Linked DNA regions of Homo sapiens: region 2 is linked to region 1. Evidence: chromatin loops called from intact Hi-C (ENCODE). Cell type or tissue: ascending aorta. All regions are shown on one strand.

Region 1 (5,000 bases):
TGTGGCAGTTTGTTAAAGTTTAGACTCGACTGAAAGCTCTTTGTAAGCAAGACTATCTCAATACCTACATTTCCAAATTCCAAAGTAGTAGAGAAAGTATAACATCTCCTAATGATACAGAAAAAATGATCAACAATAGATTGTAACCTGCAGTTCTTATCCTTTTATGATTTCATTAGAATCTTAATTTCTTGTAATAAGTTGTCACAACTAACTGCTACTGTTTATGATACAGTGATACTCTATACGCTGTATATATCATCGAATTTGTATTTTTCATTATCTGTTTTCTCTTTCTCTTTTTTTCTAAGAGATAAGGTCTTGCTCTGTCACTCTGTCACTGGAATGCAGTGTTAATGATCTTAGCTCTCTATAACCTTGAACTCCTGGGCTCAAGTGATCCTCCCACTCAGCCTCCCAAGTAGCTAGGACCACAGGCATGTGCTGCTATGCCCAGCTAATTTTTGTATTTTTTGTGGAGATGGGGGTCTCCTTATGTTGCCCGGGCTAGTCCCAAACTCCTGGCCTCAAGCAATCCTCCTGCCTCAGCCTCCCAAAGTGCTGGGATTATAGGGTGTGAGCCACCACGCCTGGCTTGTTTTCTTTATATCAATAGTGTAAGCCTTTCTTTCCAGCTGCTCAAATAACTGAGAATAGAAAATTGTACTTTTTGGAATGCACTTTCATTAAATGGATATGACCTATCATAGTCTCTAGTAGCTTGTGATACATTATGAAATGCACACATCACAGGCATCAGTCTTCAGGCAGTGTGTAAGCAGGCAGCTCAGTGTATTGCTTCACAGTCTCTAGCTGAAAGAATGACATGGGCTGCGGCTGTAAGACTTGATGGCTCTTCTAGGTATGTTTCAGGCCACACTGAATCACTGATGTCTCTTTCCTCACACGGATGAATGGCTAGGCTCTGCTGACTACCTTTCGGCGCAGTTGAATGACTTGCACTTCTCCATTCTCTATAGACCTTGTTTCTTCTCATGGGTAAAATTGTCCTTATTTTCGTCAGCCACTGCTGCCTTTATTTTTAGTTATTTATTTTATTTTATTTTACTTTTCTTTTTTTTTTTACTGAGACCGAGTCTTACTCTGTTGCCCAGGCTGGAGTGCAGTGGTGCGGTCTCGGCTCACTGCAAGCTCTGCCTCTCGGGTTCATGCCATTCTCCTGCCTCACCCTCCCCAGTAGCTGGGACTACAGGCGCCTGCCACCACGCCTGGCTAATTTTTTGTATTTTTAGTAGAGATGGGGGTTTCACCATGTAGGCCAGGCTGTTCTTGAACTCCTGACCTCAGGTGATCTGCCTGCCTCAGCCGCCCAGATTGCTGGGATTACAGGCGTAAGCCACCGCACCTGGCCTGTTTTTTTGTGTGTTTTTCTTCTTCTTCTTCTTTTTTTTTTTTTTCTTGAGACAGAGTCTTGCTCTGTTGCCCAGGCTGGAGTGCAGTGGCACGATCTTGGCTCACTGCAACCTCCGCCTTCCAGGTTCAAGCGATTCTCCTGCCTCAGCCTTCTGAGTAGCTGGGATTACAGGAGTGCGCCACCCTGCGCAGCTGATTTTTGTATTTTTAGGAGAGACAGGGCTTCGCTATGTTGGTCAGGTTTTTCTCGAACTCCTGACCTCGTCATCTGCCCGCTTTGGCCTTCCAAAGTGTGGCCTATTTGTTTATGTTTTGAGACAGGGTCTTGCTCTGTCACCTAGGCTGGAGTGGAGTGGTGTGATCATGGCTCACTGCATCCTTGACCTCTGAGACTCAAACAATCCTGCCACTTCAGCCTCAAGTAGCTGGGACCACAGGCACATGCCACTAAACTCAGCTAATTTTTTTTTTTTTCCTGTAGAGATGGGGTCTCACTATGTTGTCCAGGCTGGTCTTGAACTCCTGGGCTCAAGTGATTCTCCTGCCTCAACCTCCTGAAATGCTGTACCTAGCCACTGCTGCTTTTAATTTTCGGTGTTTTGGGGGTTTTGTTTCTTTTTCTTCAGTGAATTTCACAGACATTTTTTTTTTTGTAGCCACAGTGAGCAGGATACCATATTACAGGTTACTGTCCTGTAGATATGATTGCATGAGACAAAAGTCCCATTTTTAAAACATCATCCAGTATGGTATCACTCTTCACTCAGCCCCATAGGAATACATATTTTATTAATTACATCTAATATTTATCATTTGAAAGGGAAAAAAAATCCCACTATTTCCAACTTTATTGCTCAGTCTAGCCCCGCCCCCCGGCAACCTCTCAGCTTGATCCCATGCAGCTCCATGGCCATGTTGGGAATTTGGCCTGGGAATCCCAGCATTTATCAACCTCCTCCATGCCCACTTCTTACCAAAGATGTTCTTCAGTGCTGGGACCACTTGTACCAGTTCACTTTTCCCCCTTTCCACAGCTCTGCTAAAGACAGTCGTAAGGTTCACGTCAGGGTTCCTGCATTGCCCCACTTCCCACTTTTAGGGGAATGGTTCATACTGTAACATGTTTCACTTACTGTGCAGTGTTCCAACACTATTTCCTGGAAACAAACTTATTTGCATAAATGTTTGGAAATCTCTTGTTTCTTTGGAGGAATTAATCAGCTTTGAGGTTTACTTTAATGGGTGGATTTATTGGATTTTACTGCCTTTTATAGTTATTCGAAACCCTCACCAAAGACTTATACTTGAATATTTTTCGTGAGATCAAAGTCCTTTGTTTCGGGTGGTAAGCTACATTTTCATCTCTAGTGAGGCTTTCTCCCTACATTCAGTGGACAACAATTTTAAATACTGCTGACTTCTTATCAGAAATTCTGGAAGGCAGTGGAACAAGGTCTTTAAAATGGTGCACTCCTGCACCCTTCCTCATCTCAGTTAATGGAATTCCATCCTTCCAGGTGCTCAGTTATTTCTTAGAATATTTCCTGATTCTTCCCTTTTTCTCCCATAACTTACATCCATTCCAACTGTAAACCTTACCTGCAATTTCCATCTAAATCTTCATCCAAGGTCTTATGGGCTTAGCTTTGCTTTATAAATGGCATAGATCAGGTTTGAGAGCTTGTTTGGAGCAAACATTTAAAGAAATGGTAAATCTGATTTTGCTGAAACTATTCTAGGCTAGAGACAAACATAGAAATTAATTAGTTTTGTGAAGTCAGTGAAGCATTAATAGAAAGTAATAGAATCCCGAGAACCTGTATCCATTGCCCGCTGCCTGAAGGCAGGTCCCCCATTAGGGGATTGTACTCCAGGCTGCCTTGGGCCTCATGATCCCAATGGCAGCTCTAGCCAGTGAGTTTAGGCCTGTTTTTTGTTTTGTTTTGTTTTGCAGCATTTTTGTGACAGTAGCTGGTTGCTGCAGGGAGTTTCAAATGTTTTTTAATGTGCTACATATAGAAAAAAAGAGTTGACTTGTGGTTCTTCAAAGAGCCTTCTCAGGATCAGTGAGCAGGAGTTAGAGCAGGGTTTCTCAACCTCACCACTATTGACACCTGGGGCCAGATGATTCTTGGTTGGGGGCTGACATGTGTGTTATGGGGTGTTTAACAGCACCCCTGGCCTCTGTCCACTAGATGCCAGAAGCACCCCTGTCCCCCAGTTGTGATAACCCAAAATGTCTACAGACATTGACATATTCCCTCTATGGGCCAAATCATCCCAGCTGAAAATCACTACTGAGTTAAAAGAAGGCAGATTTGGGTTCGGTTTGAGAAGGAACTTTCTCATAGTGGCCATTTAATGAAATGAAATTGGAAGTATTTTGGACCATGTGGGTTATCTTCATTGTGTAGAGGACGGGATCAGACAACTTCTAGCAAACCTCCCAATGCTGACTCCACAGTGATGAGCTAATTTGAGGAGAGTGTTTCATAATTCTTCAGCATTTTCTAGGGGGACTTTAAACATTAAAATAATGTCTTAGAGAAGGTTATTTGATTAGCAATCTATATCTATATTACAGTAAATCAGGCCGCAGAATTCTCTTACATTCTTTAAAACAAAAATGTTAAGTTAAATCCCCATTAGAGAAAGTCATTTTCAAAAGCATTCATTCAGCTCTGGGGCCCGACTCCCACTTGTGCCAGCTGACTGGGGGATCTCTCAAGAGTCTGGAGAGTTTCTACGGCCAGGATGGATGGAGGAGTGTCTCCTGCTTCATGGAACCCTGAAACCCCTGACCTTTCTACTACTTAGAAAAAGAAGCCAAAAGCCCATTGATCTTCACATCCTGCCTCTGGGCAGCTGCGGCTGAGCTTTGGCCTTGGGAAGTCCTCCTTTGTCTGTGGCTGCCACCACCCAGCAGCAGCCTTTGGCTTGCTCTGACTTAGTTAGAGATACCCTGCCCGTGTTAGGGGAAGCTAGGTGATGGCAGTTTCTGTGCTGGCAGGAAGCCAGTATTAGACGCAATTGCTGTCTTAGGCCATTAGCTTTGCAAGGACAGAAAAATAGGCATCGGGAATGAGGGAAAGGAACACGTGTGAAAATGAAGGTGCTTATGAATCTGTGTGTTAGAGCATTTGGGGTATATTCAGGAAGGGTGAAGGAGCCAAATAGTAAATGTTGTTTCTTTTTTTTTTTTTTTTTGAGACGGAGTCTTGCTCTGTCGCCCAGGCTGGAATGCAGTGGTGCCATCTTGGCTCACTGCAACCTCTGCCTCCTGGGTTCGAGCGATTCTCCTGCCTCAGCCTCCCGAGTAGCTGGGACTACAGGTGTGTGCCACCATGCCTGGCTAATTTTTTGTATTTTTTAGGAGAGATGGGGTTTCACCATGTAGGCCAGGATGGTCTTGATCTCCTGACCTGGTGATCTTCCTGCCTTGGCCTCCCAGGCGTGAGCCACCCCGCCCGGCTGTAAATGTTGTTTCTTGAAGATAACACTGAAACGTTTTGCTTAGAAATAGGTTAGAAATATTCACTACCAAGATACTTTGACTTAGAAGTTTATTAGAAGAGGAAGTCCATTATCGACTAGACAGTTACAGTCGTCACAAACTGATATACAGT
Region 2 (5,000 bases), 54 kb after region 1:
TCCCTGCCAGATGGAAAAGGACAGGCCTGGCAGCTGAGGGAGACTCAGACATACCCCTCAGGTCTCCAAGGCCTCTCCCTCACCTGAATGGCCATTGTTGGTCAGGAGAAACTGCTTGTTGGCAGACAGATTGTAGCCTTGGAACTCGAGGGGCGTGAGGCTGGCGTCATACTGGAGGATGTCACTGTGCAGGTCTATGGGGGACTGCAGCAGGCCCCCACACGACGGGTACTTCTTGGACCAGCTATTCTCCCCATCAGGACCTGGACACAGAGATCCATGCTCAAGATTTAGAGTTTCTCACAAAGGGATTTTCCTTATCTTCTAATTCTCTGTTCAATACAATTACTCCTTTTCTCCTCTTTTCTGAATCCCCGGAGGTAAATCTTCAAGGCTCAGAGTCTTGGCCTCCAGAATCAGGTCCAGCAACCACTCAGGACCACCTGCTCTTAAGTGATGTGGGGAAAGAAGGACTAGGGCTGCACAGGCCAGAGCCAGAAGGCCACCGAACTCTGCTTTATTTTGTACATTGTTCCTGTTTGACACACACGTCAAGACCTGTTGACTTTCAGCAATTCAGCATCTGCTTAGCCAGTACCTATTATGAGCCAGGAATTACTCTGGGTCTTGGGGCTGCCAGGTTGAATACAATAGAGCCCCTGCTCATCCAAGCTGGCATTCTAGCGGGGAAGAATTTAGCAAATCTGCGGGGCCACCCCAGGTGGGAAAAATTAGTGTCTTACTGACCACAGTGCCAAGTATTATCTTGGTGCAAAAATAATTGCGGTTTTTGCCATTCCTTTCAGGCAAAAACCACAACTGCTTTTGCACCAACCTAAATAGGTCTTTGTGGCTGCTGGCTTTGCAAGTATGACCTTCCTGAAGAGAAACCCCTGAGGACATTGACTCTTGATACCCACATTTAGAGTAACTATAGAACCCAATCTGATAGGGATGATTGACAAATGTTAAATAATTATAGGCCTGGAATCACAGAGTGAAGTGCAGAGTTTAAGCTGGAAAAAAATATGACCACACTATAAACTAATTATTACAATATAATTGACACACTATCAGTGAAGAGGAACAGACTTTAAAAAAAGAAATTCCTCCAGGGCTCAAGCTTCTTGCTAACTACCAGATAGCAGTTCCTCCCCTGGAAATGAAAATAAACATGCTATGTGCAGATGAACTTTCCTACTCCCACAGGGAAAAAGTCTTTAAAGAATGTAAATCTATGTTTAAAAGATTATCTCCACGGTAATTAAACAGACTTTCAGGCCAAGGTTTCTCCAGAAAAGCAAAGAATTGGCATGTCATGGCTCGTTAGGGTAGACCCAGGGTGTCCTGTGGGCTCTATCAGAGCTGGGGATCAAGCTTTGCCATCTGGGGGTCCGTTCATCAGTATTTCAACACAAGGAAGGTGGGTAAATAGAGAAAAGGGGAAAGGAACACCACCTCTTCTGGGAATTCTTCTGTAGACCCCTGCACTGTTTCACAAGGGTGTAAATGTTATATTGGCCCCACAGAATCCCAACCCCCTACATCGTGCTCTCTAACTAGGGGACCGTATCTGAGAGTGGGAAGAATCCGAAGTGATACTTGGTACCCAGGTTCATTTCAAATGCTATGAGGCGTTGGTCCCAGGCTTAGTTAGTTCTTACTTCTAGGTCCGGACACACACATCGGAACCCTACTGATTTTTCAGGCTGTCAACCTTAGGCTATGCATTTTCAGAAATGTTACAGCATGACGGAATTGCAGAATCTCCAGTCCAACCTTTCACTGGACACCAGTCTTCTCACTTGGGCATGGCAGAGTCTCCGCTGAGCTCTACTATTCTTATTTTCAAGGCCTCAAAATAACTCAACTACACCAAGATGGTGACTAGGGAAGAGGGAGGCTGGAGGATATCAAAGCAGGCACTCCAGGGCCAAACTGGAGTAAGACAATTATTCAGCTGGGGGCCAAACCGAATGCTTTAGGGGCAGCGGGGAGCAGAATGAAGCAACCGTGAGGCCTCATGTAGAACCCCAGGGTCAGGAAGAGACACAGCACAGGGTAAGACTCCCTAAGTGAGGCTGCCAGCCTTTTCTGTGCTCACAATACTGCCTGGGCCCACAGCCAGCAGGGCGGAAGCTGCCAGCCAGGCATGAATGCAAAAAACTCAGGAAGTAAAGAGATGCATCATTGAGAAGCTTTCTCTTTGCACACATGACTAAAGGGAACTGGATTAGAAGGGTTTTCTTTTCCCACAGTGGAGGTTCAAAAAGGTTTCATCAAGAGGGCATTTTACTGATAGCTAAACGAGAGCCTCGTGAAGATAGGGACCCCTCATCTTCGTCTCTGTGAACCCATATTATAAGTAGGGTCACGTGCCCCCATGGGCATTTAGGAAACATTTTCCCAAAGAGTGAAAAAGAACAGAGGGCTTGGGAAAATGTGACTTGGGGAATGTTTCCTTTTTCTCTTGCTCTAAATACGCTTTATTGGAAGTTAGGACCAAATAAGGTATTTGGGGGGCAGGAAAGACTAAGGATATTAAAGGCAGTAGAGTTGGTGTTGGCAAAACCTGTCTTGGAAAGAGAAGCAGCTATGTTGGACCAGGGGAGTCCAGAGAATGAGATTCCAGCATCAGCTGTCCCAACACTTCAGTGGGTTATGTTCCCTGCTGGAGCCTCCATTGCCCTTCGTGCAAATGGTGGGGGTGGTGGGCGTAGTGGTGGGGATGGGATGTGTGTGGAAGCTATGTTCTGGAAGGTTCCTTCTGGCTCTTAAGCTCTGATATTTATTAAGAATACTAGGACTAAGCACCTTCTCCATCTGTCAGGCAAATTTGAATGAGTCAGAAAGGTTGCTCATGTCAAGGCAGCTACTGGGCATGTGACAAGGTGCCCAGGGGAACCAGCTTCGGGAATGAGGGCACAGGGCACCGGTGCTCCAGGACTGGCTGGGATCAGACAGCCATCTGCATCAGGAACCTGCCCTGGTCCTGGCTGCCATCCACAGCGGAGTTCGTCCTTGGGCACCAGTCACAGGTCTGTAGGTCAGCAAGGTCAAGAAAGCCTTGTCTTCGCCTCCTCCTCCTCCTCCTCATTGTTATTATATTGTAGTAGCTTTGATCCTTATAACTCTATAACCTTACGGGGTAAGCAAGGCAGAATTGCACCATTTTATGGGTGAAAAATAGAGATTTAAGAGATTTGCCGGAAGTTTGACTTTGGCTAAGTAACAGTTACTTTGCTTGGGTCACAGGACTTATGTGTCCTTCAGTATTTATCCAGGAGATTTTGTGCACCTGGAATTTCCTGGCTTCCCCACGCTGTCCTTGAAGACAAGGACCACGGCTCATCCATCGCTGCACTTCCCACAGTGCCTGGCACAGAGTGGGCCCTCACATGTTTACTAAGCTGAACTCTCAACACCTGTTTCATGCTTGTTCCTTTCCCAGGGAACGTGCACCCACCTTAATTCCCTCATGTATTTCTTCTCCTCAAAAAAGAGGAGGAAAAATGAGATCACTTGCTCAGGTTCAAAATGTACCCTCCTAGCTTTCTAGCTTACCTGTGTGCAAATGGTTTCTGTTTGGGGGCACTAATTGAAAAAGAAATCTGATTTCTGCCCTGTAGCCTGGGAGACGGCCTGCCAAGGAAGTTCATAGGGCCCTCCCCCAGCATGTAATGGCTAGTGGGTGTCCCCGCCTTGCATAGCTGGGGACACTGTCAGAGCAGCCTCCTGTCTTTGTGGCATGTGAGAGATAGAGGTGCCATGAGGGTGGGCACCGGGACAACCAATATCAGAGGTGACAACAGCAGGCCTTTCTGTTCCCTGAGCTGTGACATGTGACTGCACAGTGCTGGCCTTATGCTGGCCGCTACACCCTGGGCTACCATTTTCCAACTCAGTGTCAGCTTTCACACTCATGCCAAGTGCTCCACTGCCAGAAATCCTCCACTGGGAGTGACTCTCCTAAAAGAAGCATTTATTTCCAGCTAAAACTTTGCCTTTGCTCTTCTGAGTTTTGACTTCGCCTCTCCAGTTGGTTGGACTCCTCCCATGATCGTGATACAGGAGGATCACGTGTCTTTCACAGTTTGTTTTTCTAAATAAAGCCAAGGCATTATTTCTTTCCTGTCTATGTGTTTTTCCTGCTCTAGGCAAAACAGAAGTGGTCAGAATTCCTGTTTCGAAAGGTAACAAGAGATTAACATGGCACAGCTCAAAATGCCTCTCGTGATTTCTGATTGGGAATTTTGAGGCCCAGGGTGTAGGACCTGCATTATCCAAGGACCAGAATGTTTTTACAGAAAATTTCAAATGTATACAATGTAGAGAGAGGAGTGGAATGAACCCCATGTCACCCAGCTTGGACAGTTTACAATTCAGAAACAGTCCTGCCTCATCTATGCTAAGCCCATTCTCCCCTTATCTACCTGGATAACTGGAAACAAATCCAGATATATTTCATCTGTATATATTTCATATGTTTCTCTAAAACATAAGGGCTCTTAAAACCACAGTACCATGACCACACCTAGAGAGTTAAGAATTAATACCTTAAGATTACCGAATCCAATTAGAATTCAAATTTTTCCAAATAGGTCATAAATTTTTAACAGTTTGTAAATTTCAGGGTTCACATACAGTCCATATATTTTTTGCAATATTGCAATTAGAGGATGTGTTATGGCCTAGATTACAGCTTGATGGTGGAATGCCTCATCAGAGAACACCTGGGCCCCGCTCCTCCAAGGCTCAACATCTCAGAGCCAGCTTGGTCTATCCTTTGCCCTTAGTGGGTCATGGACTCCCATGCTTCCATGGGTTAGGCCCTCGCCATGTCACACTGCAAAGGCTTCCCACAGGCAACCAGCCCCAGCCTTCCTTGTTACACTGCCAGGCTGGCTCTCCTGCAGTAACCAGATCAATCTTGTCATAGCCTGGCTTGGGTGGCACCACCCCACCACCCATCCGTACACTCCCTTTCTCCCTAGCATGCC

Evidence for each region. A loop is a pair of places that touch in the nucleus more often than their neighbours do. Peaks named below come from ENCODE experiments on the same cell type or tissue, not always from the same donor. Only the 100,000 strongest peaks of a DNase experiment are listed, where the experiment ranks them.
Region 2: a loop joins it to region 1, with 2.1 times the contacts of the local background. A loop is called at or near these places in 1 of 110 quality-filtered maps.

What each region holds. Positions count from the first base shown.
Region 1 is chr15:63,292,095-63,297,094 of GRCh38, forward strand. All of the region lies in intron 4 of APH1B (aph-1B gamma-secretase subunit), which reads left to right. Among named protein-coding and RNA genes, the nearest start is that of APH1B, 17 kb to the left of the region's middle. In ascending aorta, no CTCF peak of the experiment used is centred here; DNase peaks (open chromatin) are centred at 811 and 2,427; H3K27ac peaks cover 1,343 bases.
Region 2 is chr15:63,346,447-63,351,446 of GRCh38, forward strand. CA12 (carbonic anhydrase 12) reads right to left here. Exons shown (of 11, transcript NM_001218.5): 3 at 84-263. Among named protein-coding and RNA genes, the nearest start is that of CA12, 33 kb to the right of the region's middle. RefSeq lists an enhancer at 1-76. In ascending aorta, no CTCF peak of the experiment used is centred here; DNase peaks (open chromatin) are centred at 2,125 and 3,849; H3K27ac peaks cover 2,650 bases.